2 separate regions of the Homo sapiens genome follow, and region 1 is linked to region 2. The links are chromatin loops, found by intact Hi-C in ENCODE. Cell type or tissue: IMR-90. All regions are shown on one strand. Region 1 overlaps DTNB (dystrobrevin beta). Region 2 overlaps DTNB (dystrobrevin beta).

Region 1 (2,500 bases), 140 kb after region 2:
AGATTGATCAAGGGTTAAATCTAATAAAGCCAAATAATGGCATTTACAGTTAGTATCCTTCATTACACAGTCACATAGTGTGCTGCAATTCTGTGGATCCTTTTGTGCAGTTACTGTCTCATTGGAGTTCACTGGGCTCTTCTTTCTTACCTACCATTGATTACCGAAAATCATTCCTATTGAATTTTTAACTGGATTGATTTTCTTGTACAGTTGTTGTTTTTCCTGCGGTTTCTCATTGCTTTCTTCTTCTTGGGAAAAAAGATGTCTCCCACCCCTACACAGTGTTCCATAGCACAGTTTATCTGTTCCCCATAATGCAATTTTTTTTTTTGTTAAATCTGTTAACCTTTTTCCCTTTTGGGTCGTGTTTTTCCTTGCCTGCCTCTCAACATTATAGTGGTTTTCTCCTTACTTTTTTCTTTAGGTTTTAAAGATGGCCCTTTCACATATGTCTTTAATTCATTTGGAATGGATTTTTGTGTGTGATGTGATGTAGAATATCCAGTTCTCTTCCCCAGCCGCTCGCTTTCTGCATTTGAATAATAACTTGTCTCAGGGTCATTCATTAGATAATTCAACATTTCCCCACTGACTACAATGCCACCATTGTCAAAAATGAAGTTTCCAAATACGCACAGGCTGGCTTCTGGTTTCTTTATTCTGCTCCTTTGGTCAAATTGTCCATCCCTATGCCAATATCTCACTGTCTTAATTACCATAAGGAACTAAGTAATCTACTTTTTCTGGAGTGTCTTGTCTATTATTAGCTCTTTGCTCTTTCATATAAAGTTTAGACTCATCTTATTGAGTTCCTCATAACATTTTGTTGAGATTTTTGATCAGAGATTCACTGAATCTAAAGATCAAATTGGGGAGAATTGACATCCTTCTGGTATTAAAGCTTTCATTCCATGAATGTGTCTTTGCATTTATTTAAATATCTTTTTATACCTTTAAGTAAAGTTTTATAATTGTTCCCCAGGAAAGTCTTTATATATTAGGTTAACTCTCATGTCACTTGACATTTGTAATTGCTGTTACAAAAAGTATCAGTAGTGTCCTTTTTCCTACAGCTATTTAAGATATACTTTACATGCAATAAAATACACCTACTTTAAGTGTACAATTCGATGTGTTTTGGTAAGCGTATGCTGTTATGCAAATGGAATATTTTCTGAATTATATTTCTTAACAGTTTGTTACTAGTGTATGGAAATGCAAATAGTTTTTGTATTTTAGTCCACTGTCTATGTAGTTATCTTGCTTAAATTGTTCGTTAATTCTGGTACCTTATACTCAGATTCTTTTGAATTTTCTATAAATAATTATATAATCGGCAAATAATGACTGCTTTGTGTCTTCCCTTCTGTACCTTATACTTTTGAAAATTAATCATACTTTTTGCAGGGCTAGCAGCATACTATGCTGGCTAGCCCCTCCGGTGCAATACTGAATAGAAGTGGTTTAGAAGGCATTTTTGTGTTATTACTAATCCCACAGAGAATGCTTTCAGCATTCATTTAGTATGTTATTTGATGTAGGTTTTGTAGAAACTATTTATCGGGTTTAAGAGGTTCCCTTTTATTTCTAGTTTGCTAGAAATAAAAATGCTTTCTTTTTGTCATGAATGGATGCTGAATTTTATCAAAGAGTTTTTCTGTATTGAGATGATTATATGATTTTCTCTATTGATGATCAAAGACTTTTTCTTTATTCTGTTATTGTAGTGAATTACATTAATTGTTTTTTAGCATCATCTTTACCTTCCCAGAATAAATCTGAGTTGGCCATTGTTTGAATACACTGCTAGGTTTTGTTTGCTAATATTTTGTTTAGATTTTGGCTATGTTTTTGAGTGAAACTGGCCTGTAACTTCCCTAGATTTGGGGGTTATTTTTATTTTGTTGTTTTTATCACCCAGTGTGTGATTCTTGCAAAATGGGGGAGCATTCTCTCTTTTCATATTTTTGGAAGAGCTTGTTCAAGATTTGGAAGGGTTATTTTCTTTGTAAATTTTTTATGAAACTCACTAATGGAGCCATCTAAGCCTGAAGATTTCTTTGTGGGAAGATTTTTAACTGGTAATTCCATTTTTAAAAAACAATTAGACTATTTTTATTGTTTATTTATTTTTGAAGTTACCTTGGAGTATTTTGTATTGGTAGGAATTTATTAATTTTCTCTCAATTTTAAAGGTTATTGATACAACGTTCATAATATTTTATTGTCTTTGTAAGTCCACAGTATGTGTGCTAATGGGCCTTTTTTATTTCCACTCTCGTGTATTTATGGCATTTTTTCTTTCTCTTTTTTTTTTGAGACAGAGTCTCAGTCTGTCGCCAGGCTGGAGTGCAGTGGCAATCTCAGCTCACTGCAACCTCCCCCTCCCGGGTTCAAGTGATTCTTCTGCCTCAGCCTCCTGAGTAGCTGGGACTACAGGCATGCGCTAGCACGCCCAGCTAATTTTTGTAATTTTGGTAGAGACGGGGTTTCACCA
Region 2 (2,500 bases):
CCGTGAGGTTATTTAGCTACTCAGAACTCTTTGTTGTAGTGGAGTGCAGTTACTGAATTTTTTTATTGGAACCTAGAGAACTCTCTCAGATTTGTAAAAAGCAAATCTTTAAGGTTTTATGAACATTTATTTTCCCTGGCCTTTTTTTTTTTTTTTTAAATCTGAAAGAGAAGAGAAAAGAAGTATTAAAGGAAGAATATTTGAGAATTTTTCTGAAATAAGCAAGGAAGTTCTCTTTCAATAAAGTTTGGCTTGTTGTAACTAAGTGTTAATGAGAGTCTTAGTCATCACTAACTTTTTTTTTTTTTGAGACGGAGTCTTGCTCTGTCATCCAGGCTGGAGTGCAGTGGCACGATCTCAGCTCATTGTAACCTCTACCTCCTGGGTTCAAGGGATTCTCTTGCCTCAGCCTCCCAAGTAGCTGGGACTATAGGCGCATGTCACCATATCTGGCTATTTTTTTCTATTTTTATTAGAGACTGGGTTTCATTGTGTTAGCCAGGATGGTCTCCATCTCCTGACCTCGTGATCCACCCGCCTCAGCCTCCCAAGGTGCTGGGATTACAGGCATGAGCCACCGCGCCTGGCCCCTCACTGACTTCTTAATTAAATGGACATCCAAAGAAAAACTGACAGGGAGATGGTGGGAGGTGGTGAACTTACATAAGAAATTTCAATACTTGGATGCTTTGACGTAGCTGAGAGCTGGCAGGGTTAAGAAATTAACAAAAAGATGGAAAGGAAATAAAGGCTATTTAACACAAAGGCATGTACAGAGACATCCTGGAGACACTTCCAAAGCCTTCTCTCCTTTTCCTTTAGTCTTTACTGTGGGAGTTACGTAACTTCTGCGTGTAGACGTAGTCCAGGTGTGAAACACTCTATTTTCTATGAATAGAACAGAGTGTAAGAACTAACAAGGATCCAAACTTTTTGCTGCACTCTCTTCAGATCCTACTTAGCTCCATGATTTAAGGTCTGATCCAGCACCACAGTTTTGGGACCTGTGTTCTTTCCTTATTCCTTGAGGCCTCATGTTGCCCTGGAGGGGGCGATGTGACACAATAGAAAGAAAATGGGCTCTAGCGCTTTAGCATCGTCATGGTCAACTCCGCAGATTCCTAGCTTTGCAACTTCAGGCCAAGTTACCTGACCACTTAGACTTTAGTTTCCTCTCTACTTCTAACACCCCTAATCCTGAAAATCTCCTCAAGCTCAGCACGGTCTTGTCTTCTCACCTACTTTTAAAAAGAGCAATAGTCTCCAAAGTGGGAGGTATGTAAAATGATCCTCTAGGCAGGGTGTTACAAGAAAATATGAGCAATCAAGTTTTACCAGTATTTGACCCATAGGTTGACACTTTACTTCATCTGTGTGTCTGATGATGTCTGTCACGTACGGTAAGCTAGGGAACCCCACCGCCTGGAGGGGCTGATACTGTGATCCTCCTTATTTACCTGCTTATATTGTTTTAGCACATGTTTTAGTTCACCTCTGCTGGGTTTAGTGGTCTTTCAGATCATATTACCTGATTTGAATAAAATGAACTTTGCTAAATAGACAGATGGCTCACAAAGATTCCTGCAAAGAAAATGCAGATTGAAGTTTCAGAGTCAGCAGAAGATTGAAGTAATAATACAAATACACGTGAACAGCCAGAAAGAAACAGAGTGGATACTTCTATTTATATTATGAACTTGTCAGTCAAATGCATAATATAAAAACAATGGTGATCTCATCAGATTGATGAAAAAGCAGTAATAAAAAATAGCTTAGAATTACTAAAAATACTATTTAAAATATGGACTTATATACACTGTTGAGTACATTGTACCTGAAGGTATTTACTAATGATATTATGGGCTAATCTTATAAATTGAGATATTTAAAAACTAAATATTCAGAATATAAAGACAGACTTATTGATGTTTTTCAGTGATTGTCAGTCATAATCCAGTACCTTAAAATTTTATTAAGGTTAATAATACATTTTTAGAAGTTCCTTTTGAGGTTTAGGAATAAAAGACAAAAAGTCATAAACTCTTGTTCTTCTTGTTTGGTAACAGTGGCTGAAATGATATATAGATAAATAATTTGAGTTTGGTGTAAAACTGAAAAGTATCCTGTATTAGCAACTGTTGTTGAGATACTGGTAGAACACGTTGCTGAAGATTTTGAAATGATGGCTATTGTACCAAATTTTAGAGTTCATGGGAGTTCATGTATATTTGGATAAAAGTACAGAGCTTATGGTATTTGGTATACTCTGTTTCAATAATAAAATATATGGAAATATATGGAGAACTGTGCTCCCCACCCCCGCTAAAACACTCAGGATAAGACTTACCAGAGAATTTACTAAAAGTAGATGATCTAAAATGTTATAAAGAAATAGTACATATAAAGCATAAAGAATAATATATTGTTCAACCATTGTGGAAGATGGTGTGGGGATTCCTCGAGGATCTAGAACCAGAAATAACGTTTGACCCAGCAATCC

Evidence for each region. Hi-C counts contacts between places; a loop is a spot of excess contacts. Peaks named below come from ENCODE experiments on the same cell type or tissue, not always from the same donor. Only the 100,000 strongest peaks of a DNase experiment are listed, where the experiment ranks them.
Region 1: it touches region 2 in a loop (7-fold over the local background); 4 of 110 quality-filtered maps call a loop at or near these places.

What each region holds. Positions count from the first base shown.
Region 1 is chr2:25,527,340-25,529,839 of GRCh38, reverse strand. The region is part of intron 9 of DTNB (dystrobrevin beta); the gene reads left to right. Among named protein-coding and RNA genes, the nearest start is that of DTNB-AS1, 110 kb to the right of the region's middle. In IMR-90, no CTCF peak of the experiment used is centred here; a DNase peak (open chromatin) is centred at 1,479.
Region 2 is chr2:25,663,434-25,665,933 of GRCh38, reverse strand. All of the region lies in intron 1 of DTNB (dystrobrevin beta), which reads left to right. Among named protein-coding and RNA genes, the nearest start is that of DTNB, 8.9 kb to the left of the region's middle. In IMR-90, a CTCF peak has its summit at 1,051 (motif pointing right); a DNase peak (open chromatin) is centred at 1,053.